Regions from separate parts of the Homo sapiens genome. Here region 2 is linked to region 1. A link is a loop called in an ENCODE intact Hi-C map of the cell type or tissue named here. Cell type or tissue: Panc1. All regions are shown on one strand.

Region 1 (8,000 bases):
TGGAACTGAGAAGACTTCCATCTGGCCTGATGGGCCAAGAGGAAATGGAAAAAGCCTGAAGTTTATCTGGATTTATATTACAGGACTACTGGCCAGAAGCAGGAATACAAAATAGATGAGCAAAGGATAAAAGGTGACGAATTCAAGACAGCGTACGTGAATGAAGTTCACATGACAGATTTTGGCAGGAAAGAGATGTCAGGGAGAAAATTTGAAGAGGTTTACTATGACAAGAATGGTGGCTCACCCCTGTAATCCCAGTAGTCTGGGAGGCCGAGGTGGGCAGACCACCTGATATCAGGAGTTTGAGACTAGCCTGGCCGACATGATGAAACCCTGTCTCTACTAAAAATACAAAATTATCTGGTCCTGGTGGTGTGTGCCTGCAGTCCCAGCTACTCAGGAGGCTGAGGCTCAAGAATCACTTGAACCTGGGAGTTGTAGGTTGCAGTGAGCTGAGATCGCACCACTGCACTCCAGCATGGGCGACATAGCAAGGAATTTTCTTGGGACATTGCAATAAACATTTAAACTCCGTTGAATTAATTTTCATTGCCTGATTGGTGTTGTTTTGAATGTGACACCATCTACAAGGGATCTCCTGGTCTCTCAGGCACAACTTGAAACCACTATCTTTCCAAAATGCAAATCTGATCATGTCACTCCTCTCCTGAAAATTCTTCAAAAGTTCCAAATCAGTCTGCTTAGCACTGGATGAGCTGGTCCCTAATTAGGTTCAGTCACATGTCCTACTATCACCTTGATTCTATGCTCCAGCCATACATATAATGGATAGTTCTGCAGATGCATTATGATCTCACAGGTCTTCAGACCTTCACACTCACACTGCTCCCTCAGCTTGAAATGCCTCCCTACCTCATTCTTTTATTCATCCTTTCATACAACAAACATTTTTGAGCACCTATTATGTGTTAAGCACTGTTCTAGGTTATAAGTAACCAAAGCAGTAAACAACCATGACAACAACAATAACGAAACAGTGAATGAAACACAAAATAAGCACCTGCCTACATAAGGCATACACTCCCTTGGATAGTTCTTCATGCTATTCAAAACACACTCTGATATGATAGTAACAAAAGGTAGGGTGTGGGCCTTGTTTAAATCTTGTTTCAAGCACACTACCTTTTAAAAAATCATGAAACAACAGAAGAAATTTGAATCTTACTGGATATTTGAAAATATTAAGAAATTGTTATTAATTTCTAGGTGAGAATAGTATTGTAATTATTTGTAAAAATGAGATGATCTTTTATGGATACATACTAAAATATTTATGGATGAAATAATATGAAATAAGATGAAATTGGATTTAAAATAGTCTATTTAGCTGGGCTCTATGGCAAGCAACTGTGGTCTCAGCTACTCGGAGGCTGCGGCAGGAGGATCATTTGATCCCAGAAGTTCAAGTCCAGGCTGGGCAATGTAGCAAGACTCTGTTTCATGTCATCAAAGAAAAGAAAGAAGGGAGACCTGAGCTAACACAGTAGTATGCTCAGCCCCCTTACCATGTGATACCCCCTTGGACCACCTCAGGACTCTGCAGAGTCCCCACCAGCAAGAAGGCTTTCATTAGATGTGACCCCTTGACCTTGAACTTCTCAGGCTCTAGAACTGTAAGAAATAAATTCCTTTAAATTAATTAATTAAAATAAAGTAGCCTATTGAGGGGTTGTAGGGAGTGAGGAAGTATAGATAAAACAAGATTGGTTATGTGAGGATAGCTGTTAAATTATCTCTCTACTTTGTATATGTTTGAAAATTTCCATTACAAAAGGTTTTTAAAAAGGAAGAAAAGAAAAATGTCAAGATGCATTTGGACTCCTGCCCTCCATCAAGTCTTTTCTGGGGTCCCTACTCCCAGGCCCATTCTCTGGAACTCAAGTGGCCTGCTTGCTTTCCCAGTCACTTGACTCATTCCATCATCACATCATTTTGCCACTGTTGGTCTATATCACCCCAATGAGACAGCCAATTAAGGGCAAGGACTGTGTGTGTCTGTCTAATCATTCTTTCATCAGCTACAATTACAATGCCTGGTGAAAAAATAGACACTGTACATCATCTCTGCAAATGAAAAACCAAAGCCTATGAAAATCAGATTTCAATGAAAGCAACATTAATTTCAGCAGAACAGAAGCTTGGTAGCTGCCTTCTCTACTAAGCAAAATGATCTGACAGATGCAATTCCACTGGTTCAACATATATTTGTTGAGTCCCCCACTGTGTGAGAGACACTGTGCTGGGTACCATATGCTCCCTATTAACAACTGTCTTCATTCTTTGGGGTCTCCATGAAAGACCAGGAGAAAACGCAAGGATGGCTATGCACATGTGCGCACACACATAAAATTATTTTCTTATTATTATTCCCTTTAGGATCCAGTTGAAATAAACAACAAAGTTAGTATCCCTGTAGTAATCTAGCATTTGTGTGTTCATTTTACATACCGTATTCATAAATGAAATTAAATGCATTGATATTTTAAATGGTTGCTAGGCCCATTTAAGTTAAATATTAAGTTAACTGAAGATAAAACAACTTTTGTTTCTTCCCTGGGGCTTATTTCCATTTTTAAAAAGTTAAAAGCAAAATATATATGCATATTATTTGTTCTACTAATGATATGAAAGTTGTAAATTCTGACAGGTTTAAGTAAGTAGTAGGTGACATGGGTCTCTACTCACCTTCTCCCAATCCAAAATTAAGTACAGATAAACAAATCAACCTCATGATAAGGTAAGATGAATAATATGCTCTAGTTTTGTGGCATTTTTCTCTTCGAGGCAGATTACGACCTCAATTTTGAGTAAAATTACATTGTCTGTCAAGAAGAATTCACATCAAATAAAGAGTATTTTCAAAGAATATACACTTAACTCACTTTGCTCTTTTACCATAACTTTGAACTTAATTTTATTGGTGCCACTGCAGTGACAATATTTCAGAACCTATGAAAATCTTGCTCAGTGATGACACAGCCCAATAGCTAGAGCTATCCTTCAACACATTTAATTCCATCAATTTTAAGGTAAAGTATACTTTGCAAAAGCTACTAACAATTCATAGAGCATAACGAAGCAGAAGGGAAGATCACTGTTGCAAATTTTCCAGTATAGCCGCACTAGATAGGCCCAATTTTATATGATCTTCACCATCATGGTATTACACAGGGCCTGCACCTTGAAGAAGCCGAAAACGTTCTTATGAAATGAACACGTGAATAAATCTCATAAGTTTGGACTAATGAAACAGGGTCAAATACTAAAAGCCTATAATATACAAGGGCATCCATATATAGTTTCATTTTTCTAAGAGTACATTAAAGCCAAAATATGTATCTTGATCAATGACTTTGGATGACCACGGAGGTCTACAGAAAAAAAAAAAAACTGGGAAAACTCTTTTAATGGTGGCCAAAATAATATTTTGATCAATTACCTGAATGTAAATGACACTTATAAATATTCAACTATGTGTTCAAAATATTTAAGAATATTTAAGGCTAGTAATTTATAGTATTAGTAGTAATTTCCATTATCTATGAAGTATCATATTAAACCAAGATAAGTACCTACCAACTCTAAACTTGCAGCTTTCTCTAATATGGGGCCGGCACCTAGCTGCTGAAGTCAGAAACCTGGCTTGAACCCTATCTTGGACTCCCTTTTTTCCTGGCTCCATTACCCTAATTACCAAAGTATATTGTCCTATGACCCAACAATCTTTTCCTTTTGTCTACCTGGAAACCTCCCACTTCTCCTTCCAATTCACAATTCTGTATAGCTAACCTGACTCTCCCAGACAGACTTAGGCCTTCCTTATGTGTAATATACCTTAGCCATACTTCTGTTGTATCATATTACTATATCATTATATTATAATTATTCAAACCTCTCCTTGCTTGGGAAGGGGCTGTTCAGAACCAATTCGGCTGAATACATTGGTGGAGCAAACCCAAGCCAATATCCACAAGAGGGAGCCATAAATCAGGAATCAGAGGTCAGAAACAAACACTAGCTCCAAGAGATCAGATTAAAAGGGTAAATGACTAGTTAATGGGTGCAGCACACAAGCATGGCACATGTATACATATGTAACTAAACTGCACATTGTGCACATGTACCCTAAAACTTAAAGTATAATAATAATAAAATAAAATAAAAAAAAAATTTTCAGGAAAAAAAAAGAAAGGGTACCTGGAAGGCTGAGCTAAGTAAGATCTGGGAAGTGAGGGGAAGGATAGAAATGCGAGCAGGTTAGCTAAAGGAAAACAGTTCAGAATAATTGCCACAAACACTGATGGGTCTGAAACTCACATTTACTCAAGGGAGTTCTGTTGCATGGAGATTATTAAGCTATTTTAACACAGCCAACACAAGGAAATCAGTCAGGGTGTTCCATTATTTGCCAGATGAATGGTCAGCTATTTCGGAGGGTAGAGGTCTGATCTCTTCTCCCAGGTAAAGTAAAGCCAGGGCCTTGGCTCAGCTGGGATTCCGGAGCTGAAAGTACATAGGAAGTGAGTCTGTGGGGCACGCTGGTTGCTGTAGGTGACAGCAGAGGGGAAGTGACATCTGTGGCTCAGAGAAAGGGTAGAAGGAGCCAAAGAGGCTCCAAGGCCCTCATTCATTTATTCAATAAACATAGAGTAAGGGCTTAATGTGTGCTAAGCACTGTGCCAGAGCCGTGTGACCTCATGGTGAAAGAGAGCCTTCATAAGTGAGAGAGTGTTAGAGAAGTAAAAAACAGAATTTTGAAGATCATGTTCATCAGGGGTTGCTCAGCTAGTGGTTAAGTTCAAGGAGATGACGAAGACAAGAATGGGACCCAAACCAAGGGTAGGAGCAAAGATTCAGTGAACTGATAAGAAGAGCCAGTGGCATTCAGGAAGCCAGCCTGGGAAGATAGGCAGAGGTAGCAGTGCATGCAGCGAAGTGTGTGCTTCAGGTGTCTGAGCCCAAGGGGGAGGGCAGGTGAGGAGCTGAACCTGTTTATAGAGGAAGGAAAGAGTCATGGACACAAGTTCACCTCTAGGCTGTAGCAAGGACACAGTGGGCGATAAAACATTCATTTGTTGAGTAACTTAACAAATGATGAATGAATGAATGAATGAATGAATATGACTGTCCTCCCTTTCACATTGTTTGATTTAATTAGTTTGATCCTTGAAGAGTATTTGAAGCAGTAAGTCTTAGAAACTTCTGTCCTGATTGCCCAGGTTGTATAAAATCTAGCACCTTTTCTTCTTTTTACTGCTCTATTTCCTGTCCTGTTCCTTCTGACTCTCCTTAACATTCTAGAGCTCTTTGAATCTCATGAGTCAAAGAAAGGAAAGGGAGTGAAGCTGAGCCATCAAGTTGCATATTTGGGGCAAATCATAGCAAAAGACTTGCTGCAGAAACAATCGATTGTTTTAGATTTTCATTTGGCTACATTATCCTTCTATCTATACCACAGGTGTAATAAAAACTGTTATTTTACTTTGCCAGTGGAGAGTGTATCCAAGTGGTTTACAGTTCACAGCTAAATAAAACACTATTTGGGTTCTCATTAAAACCTTGTTAGGATGTTATATAATAGAGGAAGAAGCTTAGAGGGACAGCAAGGCCATTTGATGCTTTGGAGCACGTATTGTCTTCCCACTCATTACCTTGCCAACGTGAGTGTGCACAGTTGGTCCTTCCAGCAAGCTCCGGACCTGCCTCTTCACATCCTTGGCTGCATTACTGAGAATCTGTCAGCTCATTCTCCTCACCCCTGGGGGGAATCACACAAGGAAGTTCAGTCAGGGTCAAGGTGCCTTGTTTCTCTTCCTCTTCAATGGATTTACTCTATAATCCTATTTGTCCTGCCAAATGAAAGGAAATCCTCATTGTCTTTTCACACTTCAGCTTCCCTAACGCAAGAGCTATCTTAAGAGTTATGACTAAGTTACCAACTTGCTTCACGTAGGTATTTGTTTTTTCCTGGAATGGTGATGGGATCAAGGCCCAAATCTATGAAACAGTTTGTGAGAATTTTTGGAACTATAAGGCATTTGTCAGGATGGATAGTGGTGGTTTGATGTTGATCTTACTCATTTTCATTTCTGTTATTCTCTGAGAATTTTAACCATGTTATTTGAAACTTCTTCACAAAAATGACTTAATGATAAAAATTTCAGAAGAGCAAAATGTTAATAAGCCCCAGTTCCTAATCTGGTCTGTGTCTAGTAATAGTTAATGCCTCAAAATTTCAGGATTATTAAAAATAAGTCTTCTTAAAGTTGAAATAAACCTTTTTCTGTTTCTTCAGGTAATTGAAAGGATGCCATATGTTATTTTAAATGCAAAAATATTGTATCTCAAAGGATCAAAGGATCCAATTGGATCTCAGAAAAATGCTATCTAGAGAAAAACTACCATTATAAATCATAGAATTATAAAATAATAAGGTGAAAATGGTCTTAAAGGTCAGTGCAATAATTGATAGTCTTGTCCCTTTGCAGATGAGGAAGCTAAGGCTGCTCAAATGACATGATGTGTACATGATGACAAAACTCATGAATTCATGAATTCAAACACGAATCTTCCATTCCCCAAAGTCCAAGCCCATGTACAGAAAATTCTAGGCCACTGCACATCCTCCCTTTTATAATTGCACATTTAGTAATACAAGCTTCATATTAAATTTCCAAGCTCATATCTGGATTGAAGAATATGTCTCCATGCATATCGTTAAACATTTCCAACAGGTTTTTTTTTTAAATTTATTGCATTTGGCCTTTATTCTCAACTCAAAAGCTTGGTATAAGTGCAAGCCTTTTGGAATTTTTTAAAAGATAAAGATTTCCTTTGTGTCTGAGATCTAGATTTTCCTCAGACCTTATTTCAACTTGGTTAGTTCAATTTTCCTCTTTAAAACTCCTTTATTTTCATTTAACTAAGGAAGTGTGTTCATCATGTACCTTCTTACCTCTTGAAATATTTGTTTTGTTTAGCCATAAAAGTCCAAATGCAATTTAACACCTAAAAAGAGAAGAGGTGCAATTGTAAAACTGTAACAATTTTGCTAAATTGAGCAGTACTTCTTTAAAAATCTTAGGAAATATGAATTCTTCTATTATGAGCTATACACTTGTTATCACTGAAAGATAATTACTACTTTTCTAAACTCAGCCAGTGAGGTATATAATCCTAATGTCCTTTCTCCAAGGTAAGAAATGGTCATCTTTCTGGATATTAAAAGACAATAAATACATCAATTAAATTAAAAAGATGAAGATTATTAAAGTGATTTAACAGATTTAAAGATTATTAGAGTTCATTTGGAGCTGACTACAGCTCCAAAGGATGAATATTAAATGAAACTTATTAAATAATTTTTAATTCAAATCAATTTCATATTCTTGAGTTGTTCATCAAAAATAAATGCTGACATGTTATCATCCAACAAGTTCAAAGCACTTCCTGTTTGGTAAAAAAGGAGACCTAATGTTCTGCATAATCACGTTGTCTTGAGAAAAGACTTCGGTTTTACAGAAATTATTCTCTCTCCCATGCCAGGAATTGAAGGAGGGAAAAGAGAAAAAAAAAAGTTCTTGGGTAGAAAAATAATTCTTGTAGTATCATTATTAAATTTGGCTACAAACAGTATTGGTATGCTTTATGTCTAAAATAGTACCATTGGAATTGCTTTAATGGATGAATAATTATTTTACAATGTAACCATGGATTTTATCAAAATACCTCCCTTACGTAAGGCAAAAGTGAGCAAGTTTAAAAACAGTAACTCATGATCACCTGCTACTGTAAAAATCCAGTGATATGCATACCTTTCATTCAGAAGTTAGTAATGCCCTCTAGATCTCTCTTTTTATTCTGCACCTTTGTCAACCAACCCACTTTATGGCTATTAAGTCCCTAAAGCTTCTGAATCCTCTACAGCTCATCTCAAAACAAAAGCTAACCACCTGACATGCAGGGCTGGTTGTATG
Region 2 (8,000 bases), 480 kb after region 1:
CCCTTCAATGATAGAGTGGATAAAGAAAATGTGGCACATATACACCATGGAATACTATGCAGCCATAAAAAAGGATGAATTCATCTCCTTTGCAGGGACATGGATGAAAGTGGAAACCATCATTCTCAGCAAACTAACACAAGAACAGAAAACCAAACACCACATGTTCTCACTCATATGTGGGAGCTGAACAATGAGAACACATGGACACAGGGAGGGGAACATCACACACTGGGGCCTGTCAGGGGGTGGGGGACTACAGAATAGCATTAGGAGAAATACCTAATGTAGATGATGGGTTGATGGGTGCAGCAAACCCCCATGGAACGTGTATACCTATGTAACAGACCTGGACGTTCTGCACCATGTACCCAAGAGCTTAACGTATAATAATAAATAAATAAATAAATAAGAAACTGGAGCCAGGATAGCACGAAGGAGGGGAGCTCATGCTTGCATTTCTGAGATAACAACAGTCTCAAGGATTTTCTTAAAAAAATCCCACAAGAAATTCCTCCATGTCCTTCATGCATCTCATGCTTTTCATGATCCACGTCTTGCATGTATGCACATATTTCTAAACCGGGTTTATCACTAGACATTCTTTAGGACCACAGCAGTTCAGATAAGACGTTCTTGAAAAAACTTTTGCCCAGTAACAGTGTCTCCACCAATGAACTAATGCCAACTCTGACTTTGAGCCTCAGGCACCAATAAACTCTGTTTTTAAGCAGCTTGTATGAACTTCTTTTTGCCAATAAAAGCTTTCCCTTACTCTCTCCTCTTCAGGTGCACTTGTGGCTTGCCACAGCTATGCATCCTAGATTAGAATCCTTTTTCCTTACTCCTGAGTAAATGCATCATGTTAGGAGATCAAAAAAAAAAAAAAGATATTCATCGAACATCTAACATGGATGAGACATAAGGAAATGACTAGGTGCTTTAAATCCCCTAGGGGAAATATTTATTTATCGACTTACTTTATTTATGGTTGACACATAATAATTGTACATATTTATGGAGTACAATGTGATGTTTTGACATATGTATAAATTGTGTAACAATTAAATCAGGGTAATTAGCATATCTATGACCTTAAGCATTTATCATTTCTTTGTGATAGGAATATTCTCTTACAGCTATTTTGAAATACACAATACGTAACTGTTAATTCTAGTCATCCTACAATGCAGCAGAACACCAGAACTTATTCCTCCTATCTAACTGTAGCTTTTTATATTGCTCAATCTCTTATCATCCCCTACCACTGCACCTTCCCCATCCTCTGGTAATCACTATTCTACCCTTTACTCCTCTGAGAACAACTCATTTTCAAAGAGTTTACACTTCAAGGAAAAGACAGAGAATAAGGTACACCTATCATAGAATATGCAATTTTTTTCCTTTTTTTCCTAGCTTCTATGAAGATTTTAAGGTTAGAATCTGGGCTCAAGTGCTGCAATAATGATTTGCATATGATTCATGATTAATCATCTCCTATTCTTCATTATCTGGCCTTGGTGCCTTTAATAATTTAATTATTTAACGGCCCTCTTGTACTCAGGTTGTTAGAAGCCATCAGAGTTATGCTTCAGAAGTACGCTGGATATAATTAATATATGAAATAATAAACACATCACTTCATGTGAGGAGTTTGAAAAAAGCAAAGTACCAACTGAACCTTTAATAATAATCACACTTTGCTTATTTATATTATATATATGTTTTTTTGAGACAGGGTCTCATTCTGTTGCCCAGGCCGGAGTGCAGTGGCACCATCTTGGCTCACTGCAACCTCTACCTCTCAGGCTCAGATGATCCTCCCACCTCAGCCTCCCAAGTAGCTGGGTCTACAGGCATGCACCACACACCTGACTAACTTTTGTATTTTTTTTAGAAAGGGAGTTTTACCATGTTGCCCAGGCTGGCCTTGAACTCCTGGGGTCAAGCAATTCACCCACCTTGGCCTCCCAAAGTGCTGAGATTACAGGCATGAGCCACCATGCCCAGTCTTTGCCTTTTAAAGGCATAACAAGACAAATCTAGTTATTTGAACAAGTCACTTACTGTTTCAAGACTAGTTTACTTGATCATAAAATATAGGCTTTAATAACATTAGATCAGTTTTTCTCACATTTTTTTCCTCACAGCAGATAAACTTTTTTCCAAGTCCTATATAGAATCTCCATAAAGAAATTTTTAAAAGCTGCTCTGGCTAAAGTTGGGGTTGAGGGCCAAAGGCACCACCTACTGGGCTCCCCCTTCAATCTTTCCATCATCCATCTGTGGCAGCAGAGGCACTTCAAGAAGCCAAAAGTTCTGTTCAATATAGTTTAAAAAACAACTAAGTTGTTCACTGTGGTCTCTTCCAGTTCTAAAATTCACTATACACCAAAGCCAAAGGTTTCCTGTTCCTTATCTATATAGTTTAAATAGAAACCTTGACACACTATTCTGAAAATTAGTACATGAAATGTGCTCAAAGTTTGTGTTAAACACTGTAAGAAACGAAAAAAGTCTAATTAATTCTATTGGTGTATCTGAACAGAATGTAAAACATGGTTTTAAAAGTTTTCAAAGTAGACATCATCAAAAATTATATATTCACAATATTTTGAAATATCAACAATACCATTTACAGTCACAAGCTCTATGAGCTGCATCTATTCATCCAGTTTCCACAAATACATAGCTCTATGAGCTGCATCTGTTCATCCAGTTTCCACAAATACCTTTATAAATTAGAAGTATAAATGATTAAGAACTAATTAACAAATTCTTCATTAATTTATCTTCACATCCCAGGAAATATATCTGCTAGTCTGACTTAATACAACACTGCTAAAGAGAAAAATAAAAGATTCATACCTTTACGGAGATTTTTGTATAGGCTCTCAATAGTTAAAAGCAAGTTCTTTTCCATAACTAATCCAAATACAGCCAACCAATGTTTTTTAAAGCACTGTAGTAAATGTAGTAGAGTCCATGGTGGTTTCAGGTACAGGATCTAAAGAGTATGTAGAAAAAAATTAACATCTCTAGATTTATTATTCCAATTATTAAAAAGTACCTATTTAGGAATTCCTACATATATTTTGAGCAAAATATAATTAGTTGGATTCTTTTTAAATTAAAAGATGTAAAGTCAATCATAACATTAAAATGCTAATTCCATTGCAAATTGCTTTTGTAAAACTCATGTTAGTATTAATCTTAATAGTTTCAGAAACTGTGCAAAAAAGAAAAACATACATCTAATCAGAGGAAACATAGTTTTATCAGCTAAGGTCCTTCAATCTACTTGTCAACGCAGTCATCGCTATAAGAAAATTAATCTAATTATTTCATGTAACTGGGTGAAAATCAGTATAGAAAAAAGATGTTCGGTGGCTCATGCCTGTAATCCTATCTCTTTGGGAGGCCGACGTGGGCGTATCACAAGGTCAGGAGTTCGAGACCAGCCTGGCCAACATGGTGAAACCCCATAGCTACTAAAAATGCAAAAATTAGCTGGGCCTGGTGGCAGACACCTGTATTCCCAGCTACTTGGGAGGTTGAGACAGGAGAATAGCTTGAAACCGGAAGGAGGAGGTTGCAGTGAGCCGAGATCACGCGACTGCACTCCAGCCAAACTCCATCTCAAAAAAAAAGAGAAGAAAAAAGATGTCAGTGACAACTGTCACTTGTTACACTCTTGCAAAGACATGCCTATTAAAAACATTGATCATTTAATTCTATAAGATGTCAGCACTTCCTTTTCTGAATCACTCACATATATACAATTACTTTCCTTATCTCTACTATGAGATATCAACACTCCTAGTATCTTCTGATGATTCGTCATCATTTTGGTTCAACTTTGTCAATATAATCAAGTAGCAAATGCACCGTTCTGGCAAATATTAGAATCTCACAGAACAGCTGGAATAGATACAAGCTATGATTGATGCAAAATCATGTTTCTCCTAGCTATAAATGCTCACGCCTGTAATCCCAGCACTATGGGAGGCTGAGACAGAAGGATCACTTGAGGTCAGGAGTTCAAGACCATCCTGACCAACATGGTGAAACCTCGTCTCTAATAAAAATACAAAAATTAGCTGGGCGTGATGTCACATGCCTGTAATCCCAGCTGCTTGGGGGGCTGAGGCAGGAGAATCACTTGAATCTGGGAGGCGGAGGTTGCAGTGAGCCAAGATCATGCCATTGCACTCAAGCCTGGACAACAAGAGCGAGACACCGTCTCAAAACAAAACAAAACAAAAAACACTGAACTTTTGAAACCATTATTATTAGAGTTTTACTGATTGTCAAAAAGGTGTGAATCCAAAGAAATTTCAAAATATCTTACTAATACAATCAACTTATACTCTGATTCTTACATTTACATGGCACAAGCAAAAATACATACTTCTTTTTCTGAATACATATTGCTAGAGAGATTCCTTATATTAGACATTTTGACTCAAATTAAATAGACAAGTTTTTTTTCATTCAATTTAAGCACCATGGGACAGTGCATCTGACACACAGCAGATGCAAAATAAATATCTGTTTGCTCAAAAAAAAGAATAACATATATTCCTAACCATTAAGAAATGTCCATCATTTAACTGTCAAAAAACTATTTCAAAAACTTGAAGAAAAATGTAACATGATACAGATTATTCAATGAAGCGTATGCATTTTATACAAGTAATATTTCTTAAGATAACAAATCTTCAGCAATAAAAAAGAAATTTTCAACTAATAGAGTTCAACTAATCACCTCCATCCAAAGGTTTCCAAAAGCAATTTTCATTTCTGTTTCTAATATTGAAGATAAACCTGTTCCAAGAGATTTTTCAAGATCAGATACAATGCTCTCAAGCAGAATGGACAGTCCAGAATTTGTAGATTCCTCCTTATAGCTCTCTTTCAAGGGTGTTGTTTCTTTAAAACAAATAGTTACAGACTTTATTTAGAATGCTAACAGTAATTATTATACATATAATTAGTATATTGCCATAAACAGTAAACATTTTATGTATATATTTTAATTATATATAAAACAAACAAATATTTTATTTTCAAAACAATTTAGAAACATGTATCTCTATTATAGTTGCTTTAGATGCAACATAAATATATTACTTTAACAAATGTTTTATCTTTTTAACAGGCAATTAAATAATATTTTTACTCAAATAAAAATGTAAGAAATGTATGCGATATTTCAACTACAATTTAATTTTATTATTTTCCAAAGAGAGTTACAAGAATGCCTTGGATTTATTCACAACAAAAAACCAAGAACTATGGATCAAAATGGGTTTTTTTCCAAAAATGGAATATTTTTCTTTTTTTTTTTCTTTTGAGACGGAGTCTCGCTCTGTTGCCCAGGCTGGATGCAGTGGCGCGATCTTGGCTCACTGAAACCTCTGCCTCCTGAGTTCAAGAGATTCTCCTGCCTCAGCACCCCGAGTAGCTGGCAAAAACGGAATATTTTTCTAAACTCAGCCCACATCAATAAATTTCCAGCTTAACTATCTTCATGCCCTCCTCCTTTAAAAGGAGCTTTTATTATTTTAAGTGATATCACTTCATTAACATTACTTTTTAGATACTTGAAAACAACTGTAATTTTCTTATGGCAAAATTAAAAATATTAAGTGGCTTATCTCTACAAAGTGGACAAGCTAAAGGCACACTACCCTTGAAAAACTGTAAACTAGAATATCCTGTTATTCCTTCAAAGGCCATTTTGAATATTATGACAAAAACGTTATTTCCAAAAAGGGTAAATAAGTAGTATATATGTATATATGACTATTTTCACAATTATATATAAAATGCACATATATTAGAGACTTCAATAATCATTTTCCCCAAAGAGGGGAAAGGTGGGATGTACTTATAAATAATGTCAGGTTTAATAAAATATTTCTTCAAATATCAAGCTACAGAACAGATTATTCTGGTGAAAAAAAATGAAATAATAGTATTGTCCTTACTTTTTTTTTTTTTTTCTGAGACGGAGTTTTGCTCTTGTTGCCCAGGCTGGAGTACGATGGCACAATCTCGGCTCACTGCAACCTCCACCTCTTGGGTTCAAGCAATTCTCCTGCCTCAGCCTCCCGAGTAGCTGGGATTACAGGCGCCCGCCACCACGCCCGGCGAATTTTTTCGTATTTTTAGTACAGACAGGGGTTCCCCATGTTGGCCAGGCTGGTCTCGAACTCCTCAGGTGATCCACCCGCCTCGGCCTCCCAAAGTGCTGGGATTACAGGCGTAAGCCAGTGCACCCGGCCTGTTACTTCTTGATTATTAGTTTAAAATTTTTAAAAAGAAAACTATTACTAGATTCCAACAAGTTTCTCTATTGCTAGCTGAGTTTTTATCATATTAATAGGTTATAAATAGAAAGCCAACTTAAAAAAGAAACTAAAAAATTATCTCTATGTCAACTAAATATCTCCTATAACTGCTATTAATTTAAAAGGAATACTCTGTTTCACTTGAAGAAAATGAAGGTGAAAAATACAGGTACACTCTGCAAGGTACAAATTAGCATGTACACAGTGATTATAATGTAAAAATGTATGTAAGCGTGCAGACAAAAACATCAAATTAATTTGTAAAAGTACATATAGAAGGTAATAATGTTAATTATGTTTTCTTTTGGATTACCATCATAACTTCCATTTATTCAATGACTTACATGCCAGCAAGTATTCCAAACGATGTTATTTTAAATGTACAAAATAAAAATTTACTATCGATTCTAATGTTATAAATAATCTTAGTGTATAAAATAAGATATATCTCTAATTATTTATAGTAAAAATACTACCTGCTTTCAACTGTTGCTTAGGAATACAAGGCTGATGACACACATCTGTGTTCAGAGATAAGTGTAATAACTCTGCACTCAATTCTTCTTTACTGAGTGACTTCACACCACTTATTAGGCCTTTGTTTCTTAAGTTTCTATCATCCCTAAGGTTGGGAGGTTGGGATTAGGAGGAAAAAATATTTTTTATAAGGTAAACCACATGGCAAATCAAAACACATGAGATCTAGTCAGAGGCAGGTGATTCTCAGCCTATACCTTAAGAAAGAATAACAACTTTTTTAAAAAAATATGAGCTTTGGGTACTAGGCACCATTCTAAAGTGCTTTATATATATATATATAAATCTATTTAATCCTCACAACAAACTTCTGAGGTAGGAGTAGTATTAACTTTACCCCCATTTCACAGATGGGGAATTGAGGTGTAAAGTTAAGTAACTTGTCCAAAGTTACACCCAGTAAGTGGGAGCTGGATTTGAATACAGGAATGTGATTATCCAAAGAGAAATAAACAGAGAGCTATGTATGAGAAATAATTCACAGTAGGCAGACAAGTACAAATTTACTCAGATTAAGCATAAGACAAATAGCACAAACTTGCTGTTTGCTGAAAGAAGCCAATATGATTAGAACATAGTGCATGAGACCAGTTTATGAGGTTATAGAGAACGACAAGGGCATTAAAAAACAGGAAACTTAAGGGCTTCAGTGGGAAAATGACATGATCGTATCTGTGTTTATTAAATTGTTCTGGAGGCCAGTAGGCTTCCAGCTTCTGTTAATGGCATAGTAGTTTGGTCACACTAACCCTACTACGAATGAGAATTATAAAATCTAAACCAAAAAAAAAATATATTAACTATTTGAAGGCACTAGAAAGCAACAGAATGTAGGCAGAAGCTGGAGTGGGAGTCTACCCTGAAGACACAGAAAATGCATAGCGAGAACTACAAGTCTCTTTTTACCTGAGGGCATTTCCCAATTCATCAAGTGTGACAAGTATTAGTGGCTTGAAATGTCAAAGAACCATGTTCAAGGTTGACCAGGGCAGCTGGAAAGTTAAGGGAGAGAGTGCTCTAGGTTGGCAGCTGGCAAGATGGCAGAATAGGAACAGCTCCAGTCTGCAGCTCCCAGCTAGATCAATGCAGAAAGCAGGTGATTTCTGC

Evidence for each region. A loop is a pair of places that touch in the nucleus more often than their neighbours do. Peaks named below come from ENCODE experiments on the same cell type or tissue, not always from the same donor. Only the 100,000 strongest peaks of a DNase experiment are listed, where the experiment ranks them.
Region 2: a loop joins it to region 1, with 2.7 times the contacts of the local background. A loop is called at or near these places in 3 of 110 quality-filtered maps.

What each region holds. Positions count from the first base shown.
Region 1 is chr1:185,677,231-185,685,230 of GRCh38, reverse strand. LOC107985239 (a long non-coding RNA gene) reads right to left here. Exons shown (of 3, transcript XR_001738340.2): 2 at 5,676-5,782; 3 at 4,326-4,527. Among named protein-coding and RNA genes, the nearest start is that of GS1-204I12.4, 35 kb to the right of the region's middle. In Panc1, CTCF peaks have their summits at 3,791 and 3,994 (motif pointing right); a DNase peak (open chromatin) is centred at 4,010; H3K27ac peaks cover 800 bases.
Region 2 is chr1:185,201,632-185,209,631 of GRCh38, reverse strand. It overlaps SWT1 (SWT1 RNA endoribonuclease homolog), which reads right to left. Exons shown (of 19, transcript NM_017673.7): 11 at 6,833-6,978; 12 at 4,769-4,932; 13 at 2,869-3,007. Among named protein-coding and RNA genes, the nearest start is that of SWT1, 48 kb to the right of the region's middle. In Panc1, no CTCF peak of the experiment used is centred here; no DNase peak of the experiment used is centred here.